Linked DNA regions of Mus musculus: region 2 is linked to region 1. A link is a contact called in ENCODE POLR2A ChIA-PET data. All regions are on one chromosome and are shown on one strand. Each heading gives the region's core, a stretch centred on a gene start or an enhancer-like site at or near the end of the contact. The rest is flanking DNA. Distances are from core to core; before and after follow the strand shown. Region 1 holds the start of Sft2d2 (SFT2 domain containing 2). Region 2 holds the start of Dcaf6 (DDB1 and CUL4 associated factor 6).

Region 1 (4,898 bases), core at 1,574-4,073:
TGTATTTTTAATATCTTGAACAGGTTTGTATTTCCTCTGGGATAACTTGGTGTCCTCTGCCTGGGTCACTTATCATGCATGAGTCATAGCTCTAAGATATTTCAGGACCTCGAAGGCCATATATCAGCTTTAAGTATTTAAAAATTAAAAAGGTAGCTAGCTATATAGTCATTGAATTATGTTTCATCCTCCAAAATCAATAAACACACATAAAGCTTTTATTTGATCAAAAATTGGCAAAATATCAGAGATAGATAAATGTGATCAGTACAAATTTAGAATATATTACCATAATGATGAATTCCATTTCAAAATATATTTTTTTTTCATTTTAAGAAGTTTCTTGCCCGACAGTGGTGGCACACGCCTTTAATCCCAGCATTTGGGAGGCAGAGGCAGGCAGATTTCTGAGTTCGAGGCCAGCCTGGTCTACAGAGTGAGTTCCAGGACAGCCAGGGCTATACAGAGCAACCCTGCCTCGAAAAACCAAAAAAGAAAAAGAAGAAAAAAAAAGAAAAAGAAGAAAAAAAAAGAAAAAGAAGAAGAAGAAGAAGAAGAAGAAGAAGAAGAAGAAGAAGAAGAAGAAGAAGAAGAAGAAGAAGAAGAAGAAGAAGAAGAAATTTCCTGGGTGGAGAGATGGCTCAGCAGTTAAAAGCACGGCTCTTCCAGAGGTCCTGAGTTCAATTCCTAGCAACCATCTATAGTGAGATCTGGTGCCCTCTGCTGGTGTGCAGGTGTACATTCAGACAGAGCACTCACATACATAAAATAAATAAATAAATCTTTTAAAAATTCCTAACATATAGGTGGAACAACATTATGAACTAACCAGTACCCTGGAGCTCTTGACTCTAGCTGCATATGTATCAAAAGATGGCCTAGATGGCCATCAATGGAAAGAGAGGCCCATTGGACTTGCAAACTTTATATGTCCCAGTACAGGGGAACGCCAGGGCCAAAAAGTGGGAGTGGGTGGGTAGGGGAGTGGGGGGGGGGAGGGTATGGGGGACTTTTGGGATAGCATTGGAAATGTAAATGAGGAAAATACCTAATAAAAATATTTTTAAAAATTCCTAACATTCATTCATATTCATATGGAAGATAAAGGTAAGAAGTATAGCTAATATTTAACACATGCTAATAAATTAAATTGCTAAATAATAATAGTAATAATAATAATAATAATAATGGAGTTGAAAGTTTATGCCTTTTGGAACTGCAATTTTGACAGAGGTGCTTTTTGTAATCCAGAGATGCTGGTGTTCTGTGCTTTAGCATCAGTATCATGAATCTTGTGAGTTCTGCCTAAACCTCCATGTAGAGACATTTAAGAACAATGTCACATGATCCAATATCCCTCAACCTTTGTGTGCTCTGTTATGAACACTACTGATCTGAGTGTCTCTTAACCACTGAGTCATCTCTCCAACCCGAGAGTTCTACATCTTGATCTAAAGACAGCAGGAGACTATGTACCACAGTAGGCAGAGCTTGAGCATAGGAGCCGTCAAAGCATAGGAGACCTTCCCCCACAGTGACACACTTCCTCTAACAAGGCCACAACTACTCCAACAAGACCACACCTCCTAGTAGTACCATTCCCTATGGGCCAAGTGTTTACACATGAGCCTGTGGGGGCCAGTTCTATCACCTCACCACAGGTGGCTGGAAAAGCCATCAGGCTAGGAGAGAACAAGGACAGCTTCTACTAAATGCTATTTAAATTCCCCTCTGCTCCAGACCTGTCTATACAGTCATGCTTGCTTTCCACAGTCACGTTTGGAAGCCATTGTGCTCACTCTACAGAGGAAATCAGCTGGGGACCAGAAAGGCTAAGGAGCTTCTAGCTCAAGGCCTCCTAAGTGGCAAATGACAGAGCTAGAGTGGATCTTTCAGGACACAGCCTTTGCACTGTGCTCTGATGTTTGACGTCTTACAGAGAGGTGTAAGGACTCACTGGAAAATGTGGCAGGTAAGAGGAGTCCCTGCAGAGGCAGCAGCAGCTGGTCTTATGTTTTTATGTTTTTATACAAGTGAAGAAGGACGCTGGAGACCTCACATGAAAATATGTGGGAGGTAAAGTGACCTAGGGGGTGTTTCTGAAGTTCCTCTGTGGTCTCCTTTCCCTTTTTTGGGAAGCAGGGACAGTGGTGGAAACTGAACCCAAAGCCTTGCATATGCTAGGCAAGCATTCTCTCACTGAGCTACACCTTGGTCTCAGTGCCTTTTCTGAACTAGTTTAATCTTAACATAGGTGTTCCAGATATCTCTGGCCACCAGTGTGCAAGGTGAGCAAATTTCTGTCCTGTCTGGAAGAGCCCATGACTTCATATGGATTCTGCTTCATAGCCTCAGTAGTGCTGCAGACTGATTGAAGTAAAGCATTTACCAAACACGAAAATATTGATTCTTCTCACCACTTGCCATCTGTTCAGGTGTTGCCCAAGTCATATCTCCCGAGCCATTTCCCCTAGGGATGACGTAGGAATTGCTGCTTTTAAGAATACACAGGGTTGTACTGCTCCAGCCTGTTGCACACTGATTTGTTCTACTTAACGTGGGAAATATATATTTTTATAGATCTGCGGTGTACAACCACCAGCGGATTAACTTCAGCATCCATGGGTAAGTTTGCGAAAGGCCTGCGTTGTTCCAGGCCCTGGCACATGGTGGTGCTGGGCGCTGGAACGAATCCGTGAAGCCCGGGCGCGCAGCCAGCTTCCGGGTTAGGTATCGCCTGGCCGACTTCACCCCGACTCTCTCGGCCCCGCCCCGGGTGACCCCAAGGAGCTCGTTCAGGGGGCGTGGCTGGCGCGGGGCATGCCGGGCGGGCAGGTGGGCAGGTGCCTGGGCGGGGCGCGCCGTGGTTGGCAGCGGGCGGAGGGGCGGCGGCTGCGCACCCCGAAGAGTGGTAGGCGGAGCGAACGCCAAAGGCGGCGGTCGGGACCCTGACATGGACAAGCTGAAGAAAGTTCTGAGCGGCCAGGACACCGAGGACCGCAGCGGTCTGTCCGAGGTGCGTGCACCGGGGGAGTTGGCATTTCTTGGACAGCTGCCCTGCTGTCCTCCGGCCCGCCGCGCCGAGCTCTGCCGGGACACAGCCACAGGTGGCAGCGCGAGCTTTGTGGAAGGCGTGGCTCCCGAACCCTCTCCAACCTTCCCTCCGAAGGGCTTGAGGCTCTGAAGCAAGACCTCAGAAATCTGTGGAGTGGGAGTGTGGATCCCGGGGCCTCCTGGAATCCGGGCCCCGAGCCCCATCCCAGCCGGACCGGCCAGGGAGAGAGAGCCCTTTGGAGTTGGGCGAGGCCGGCGGCCTTCGTGGAAGGATCCACCGCCGGATCGCGGACTAGTTTAGGTTGTGGGGTGTGAGAGCCAGACCTTATGCGTTCTGCTTTGTAATTGTAAAACTCCGTGAACGCCTGATAACAGGGACTTACCAGGTCTCCGAATCTCCAGGGCTACTTTCTAAACTATAGATTCTCACCACGCTCGGAGACTGCCAGTGTGTTTGTTTTGTTAGTAGGGCTTTGATGGCTCTGAAACTTGACCACAAAAGTCCTGTGCTCCAGAGCCACTCAGAATGTCATATTTTGGGTGCTTTGGAAGTTTGTTTACATTTCCTTTCTTGATTGAAGACAGAATTACGTTTTACTTGATGTATCCTTAGCCCCGGTTTCCCCTTCTGAGAAAGAAGGGTGTTGAACGAGATGCAATAGCCCCTTTTCCTTGGAAATTGGAGTTCCTCTTTAGTGTTTACTTGACTTTCTTGTGGTTTCCCCAACATTCTGCGCTCACTTCTGTGGTTGATTTTGTTCTGAGTTTTGTCTTTGCAAAAAAACAAAACAAAACACAACTGCATCTCAAAGAGAATAAATTATTTTGAAGCCAAATACGAGTGACCATGGCCCCAGGACAGATTCAGGTTTCTGCAAACTCAGTGTTCCAACATGATAACAGTTTGATAAGTTCTTAGAGTAACAGAACAAATTAACAAATTAAGGTACTTTTCAGAAGCATTAGTGGAAGCGGTAAGCAGGCAGTTAGGGCAGTGTGGAGGAATCTCAGCTGTGGCTCCCAGAGGCTGCCTGATAGCATTCGAAAACCTTGTTAAGATAATAAATTCCAAGGTGTTTTTCCCTAGCAGTTTCCGGGAGGTTAGTCACTGTTACATCAGACACAGGTGGGCAAGAAAGAACTGCTTCCTGGGGACTAAAGATAACCCAAGGGCAGTTGCAATTAGGCTCAGTAGCTGCAACTTTCCAATCTCTGCATGATCGTTAAAATTCAAATTAGTGATTTTCATGTTTTAATTTTTTCATTTTTAAAAAAAATTTCTGGCTTCTTGTGAACTTTCATATGAGAAGCTCCCTCCCCCCCACAAAAAGCCCCAAGATTTAGTTGACCGTCGCTGTCATGTAAAGATAAGCTCTGTAGAAGGAACAGGCTGTTGTACAAAGTTGGGGTCTTAAAGGAGACTGGCGGAGGGTACGGTGTTGACAGTGAGGTGGTGGTCATCTTCGGGAGTGAATAGTGTAGCGCCATTTGAAAACAAACTGCCTAGTTGTCCCCCCACCCCTTCCTAAATGGAAGGGCTTTGATCTCCACTTACACTTAGGCATATGTTACATCTATTTTAAAAAGACTGTGGCTTCACTCTTGTTTGAAAATATTCTCAGCGGGGCAGTGGTGGTGCATGCCTTTAATCCCAGCACTCTCGGATTTCTGAGTTCGGGGCCAGCCTGGTCTACAAAGTGAGTTCCAGGACAGCCAGGCTACGCAGAGAAACCCTGTCTCGAAAAACCAAAAAAAAAAAAAAAAAAAAAAAAAAAAAAAGAAAGGAAATATTCTGTTTCCTCTTTCTTAGTGCGATTCCTGTTGTGCATCATTGTGTGGCATTT
Region 2 (4,898 bases), core at 1,315-3,814, 270 kb before region 1:
AGACCTCAGTTGATTTTGTAACATTCTGATCATTACATAGATTGTCAAATTATTATCTTCTGAAAATCTCTGCCATAAAACATAACAAAGCAGAAAAATGTAAAAACTAATAGGTAACTAAACAAACTTCATCAATAAAGTTCCTTAAAACAAGTTTTATAATGGTTTTCATACTGCAGTAATGCCATTAAGTGTTAAAATTACCATCTATGCAGAGGTATAGACCATTCTGTTATTAGAGTGGACACCAGATTTAATAACCAGCCCAGGCTCTAGAGAACTGCCTCATCCCTTAGAACTAAACCTTCCTCTGGGCATGGTGGCCCACACCTTTAATCCCAGCACTTGGGAGGCAGAGGCAGGTGGATTTCTGAGTTGAAGGCCAGCCTGGTCTATAGAGCTGAATTCCAGGACAGACTGGGCTATACAGAGACGCTGTCTCAAACAAACAAAGAAACAAACAGAACTAAATCTTTCTAATATCAATTGTAGACTATGGATTTAATCTATGTAAAGGCAAAGTTCACTTTTTTGTTAGCAACTCCATTTTTCCACTGTGAGTAAATTTTTCTATTTGCTCAATTTTATGCTTGAAAGACTTCATAATATAATCAGATTTTAGTCCTCACCCAAGTATTACTATCACCCATTTTGTATTAGAAATAAACTAATTTAATAACTGTGATAAAGAGCTAGAGGGACAGGGGCCTTCCAGTTTCTTAAAGAATTATTTTAACTACAAGAATTCTTATCCAGTACTTGTGACAGCTAACATCCTCAAAGAATCAAGCATATGTTATTTTTGATTTTCACACTGAATACATTTTATATGAATTAAGACAGAGGTATAGAATTTTGCCCAAGGTCACATCTTGGTGAGCGGTGGAACAGAACTGTATTCATATCTGCCCACATAAAACACAGATATAACCTGGTCAGTGATTGCATAATGACTGGCTTATTATACTGGGTCTATGGAACCAGGTTGACATTGACTGAACCGGGAAGGGGAAGGGGATGGGGGTGGGGAGCGTCCAATTTTGGGGAGGGCTCACTTAGCAGGCCTCTGCCAAGAGGAACTAAAGTATGACCTTTACTCCAAACCCTCTGCTGAGACCAGACAGACACCTTTTCAGCTCTACCCCACGTGTGCGTTAGAAATTCACGGAGGGAGAAAGGGGAGGAGAAGGAGGGTTTCATGGTGGCCCAAGACCCCTTCGTGGCTCTCAGGAGTTAAGTAAGGTTCAAGTCTGGAGGAGAGGTCGGGAGTGTGAGCAGTGTTTAAGGGAGCGAAGACATCAAAAGTCAACAAGGGCACTGGGTGCTGATACTCGGTTTTTGGAAAGAGACCTAAGATGAAACAAGGTGAAAGACTAGGAGAATTGATGGATTCCCTTCAGTGGCGAGATGAGGGCTCTGGGATTCCGGTAGCAACTCAACTGTCACAGGGCCTCTAATGTCCCGGTTTCGGAGGGAGAGGAACGATCTCCGTGCGAGCCGTTCAGGATTCATTACCTGCCGGGTGGTTGTAAAGCGGCCTCAATTTCTTTGGCAGCAACAACTCCACTTTATCCATGAGTCGGTGGTAGGTGGCCCGCAGGCCTCGGGCGCCGGCAGCTGCCATCGCGGCGGCCTAGGGATCGACAGCAGCAGGGTGGGAGCGCCGCTGTGTCCGCGTTCCTGGCTGACAACGAAGGGCGGCTCGTCACTTTCTCTCTGCAGCGCTGGGGCGTCCGCCTCTGCCCTAGGGCGCCCTTCCCCGGCTCTGGCAGCCAGAGGTGAAGCACCTAGAGGCCGAGTCCCGCAAAGGCTCAGGGGGGCGGAGCTCAGCAAAAGCCCGCCCCGGCCCGCCTCCTGCGAGCGGGTTGGGGAGACCGAGGGGGAGGAGTCATGGCAACAGGTGCTACAGAGGTCGCCGTGCTGGGGCCGCTAGAGCTAGGCGGGCGAGGCGTTGCGCAAGCTTAACGGCCTGCTCTAATTGGCTGGCCTCACAGAGCGGAAGAGGCGTGGCCAGAAATCATCTCCTTCCGGCCCTGGAGGCCATGTTGGAGAGGGGAACCTGAAGCCGCACTTCCGCCCGGTCCCTCACTTTGACTAATAAGCTTTCTGGGCTTCCCTCTCCCGAACTGAAGATGACGCTGGATACCTGTCGGACTTCCTCTTATTTACTTATTGTTTTTGAGTCGGTGTCTTCGCTGTGTACCCCAGGCTGGCTTGGATCTCGCTATGGTCCAGCCTCCCGACTGCTGGGATTGCATGCATGGGTCATCACGCCCGGTTTTTTCCTTTGACTCGAGAGGCGTGAGCAAGACAACCTCAGCGGCTTCCGTCATGCCTCTCCAATCCATTAAGGAGTAGGCTAGAGCGCCCTCAAGCTCCTCTCCTAGGGTGAGGGCAATCGTGACGCACAGCGGCTTCTGTTGCCCGTGTGCATCCTCTCGCGAGAAGGGCCGGGAGGGGGCGTGGTCTAGGGAGGAGAGGGAGGAGCTCGCGGCCGCCTCCGCCTTCGCCTCCGCCTCCCGCGGGAGGGGGGTCGAGGGAGGGGACTGTTGCCGATCTCTAGATGTTCTGGGTAGTCTGAGGAGAGTATGAGGCGAGCCGTGGCCCGGGTACCTCTCCGCTCCCGGGGAGAAGGCGCGGCCGTGGCTGCCGCCCTCTGAGTCGCGGCGCCGGCGAGGCCCCGGGGCGCGCGCATGGTGCTGGTGCCGCTCGGGTGTTGATCGGCCTGTCCCCTCCCTCTCTTCCCCTCCCCACCCCCCGCGGTGGTCTCCCCTTTCCCACCCCAGCCCCTGCGGAGCCATGGCTCGGAGTGGCTCCTGCCCGCACCTGTTGTGGGACGTGAGGAAAAGGTCCCTTGGGCTGGAGGACCCGTCCCGGCTGAGGAGCCGCTACCTGGGTGAGCGGGGGCCCCGGGGCGGCGGCGCTGAGGTCGCCGCCCAGAGGTGGGGGAGGGGGCGCCGCCGGGGCTGTTGGCGACCGGACCGAGCCCCGACCGGGGCGCCCCGCAGGCTAGGTCTCAGGTGGGATGACGGCGATCCGCGCCCGCTCCTCCTAAGGTCGGGGTCCCCTTTGCAAGCTGCCAGGCGCGGCTCAAGCTGGGCTTCCCTCGGAGAGCCGGGCCGTGGGGAGGCGGCACTAAGCCCGGAAAGGTGTTGGGGTCGCTCGTGGGCTGGGACTCCGGAGAAGACTCCGCGAGCCTTACGGAGATGCCACGTTGAACGCCAAAGTTGGCGCTTTTGCTTTTCTCCGGAGCTGTCCCCGCTCAGCCGAAGACCTCAAGGTGTTGCTTGTCCACCTTCTTCTTCGGCTTCCGCAAGGGGTTAGATGTCGCCCGAGAGAGACGCTGTTGACCACCCTCAGGGACTTGACACCCCAGCCGGGCTCGCTGTAAACCGTGGCGCTTAGCCCAAACCTAAAAGAGATCGCGGAGCCCTCCCCACCCCCGCGCCTTCCCAGGTCCAGCCTGCTGTCAGTCCCGTAGACCTCTTTTAGGTGGTGTAAGGTTTCACGTTCCTGTTCCCACCCCTGGAAAACACACTTGGCATTTTCTGTTTCTTAGTTAAGCTTTCTAAAAACAACCTTCAGGACTGTGGACGCAGGGTTCCACCTTTTTCGTTCTGTGTACCGTGAGTTTTGTTGAGTGTGTTGGGTCATGCCAGAGTCAACTAAAAAGTCCTGTTTCTTCAAAGTGCCTCCTCCCCCCAACTCTGTCATTTCTTTGCCAAGTGAAGCGATTTGTTGCTGTCATTTTTTTTTTTTTTTTTACTAACAACAAAAATAGAAAGAAATGAAATCTCATTACAGCCAATACTACTGGCTGTAAATTGCTTAAAGGACGCCTAGGTGTGCGTTTTAATGTTTTTAAATGAATGTTATCATTGTAAGAATTAAATACAAAAAAGCAGAAGTCCCAGAATCGGTCCCATTTGGATTTCATGCCACTGCCCCTAGAAATGTTTCTGTTTTGTGATTATTTTCCTTGATTTATTTCCTTCTTAGAAATGCATACATATATAAATACTAGTGCCTGTATGTGCACCCTACATGTGTGTGAATGAAAACCGGATGCATGGTGGTGAAAGCATTTTTCTCCCTTGCTTTTTTCTTCACTGCGTCTGGAGATCCTTTTAGACATAAAAATGTGTGTAAAACATTACATAGTACTTAATGAAGAATTTTAATGTTCTAAGTTTTAGTCTCTTTAATTTTTATTTGAAAGAGACTCCTTATATAGTCCAGACTAGCCTTAACTTTTATCTCATTCTCCTGATAGCTGGGATTACACTGTAAATTTTCACCTGACCCTGTCCCCTTTTCTGTAATATGTGTTCACTGTCATGACTGTGCAAACATCATTTACATATGTTGTAGTAAGTACCTAGACTGCTTGTTTTTAATATTTGTAAAGTCCTTTTTAAAATCCTTGTCTTAAAAGAGGTGTGAAAGTTTATTTTAAAATTTAGTTTGTGTAGAAAAAACAGACTTTTACCTTAATAAAGCAAATGCTAAAGTTTTGTGTGAGTGAAGTTATAATTTAGTCTTATTTCAATTGGGTTTGGCTGTGTATAATAAAGGTAATGAGAACATGGTCAGTGGGGCTCTCGAGATGGCTCAGCGGGTGAGGGTGCCAGCTACCAAGCCTCTGCTGCTTCAGTTTGTTCTCTAGACTCTGACATTGCAAAGAGAAAACTCTTTAAGACTAAGAACTGCCTTAGTCTTCTAAGTTCTGGAGTTACTGATGTTTGCCACTATGTTTAGCTTTAAGTAATTGAAGTGTAACAATGATGCATACTTCAGCACTTCTTTAAAAGCGATTTTTCCTGGGTTAGATGGCAGACATCTGTAATCCTGTAATCCCAGCACTTCCAAGGTAAAGGGCTGGCTGGTAGGATCACCTG

The links. ChIA-PET counts read pairs that join two places held with the same protein, here RNA polymerase II (POLR2A).
Region 2: POLR2A ChIA-PET joins it to region 1 with 20 read pairs in embryonic stem cell. The contact joins the promoter of Dcaf6 here to the promoter of Sft2d2 in region 1. POLR2A ChIA-PET finds 5 or more read pairs at or near these places in 3 of 5 experiments (Patski and embryonic stem cell).

Annotation. Positions count from the first base shown.
Region 1 is chr1:165,192,358-165,197,255 of GRCm38, reverse strand. It overlaps Sft2d2 (SFT2 domain containing 2), which reads left to right and starts at 2,823. Exons shown (of 8, transcript NM_145512.4): 1 at 2,823-3,016. The coding sequence starts at 2,954.
Region 2 is chr1:165,458,129-165,463,026 of GRCm38, reverse strand. It overlaps Dcaf6 (DDB1 and CUL4 associated factor 6), which reads left to right and starts at 2,564. Exons shown (of 19, transcript NM_028759.1): 1 at 2,564-2,896. The coding sequence starts at 2,800. It overlaps Mpc2 (mitochondrial pyruvate carrier 2), which reads right to left and starts at 1,767. Exons shown (of 5, transcript NM_027430.3): 1 at 1,516-1,767. The coding sequence starts at 1,624.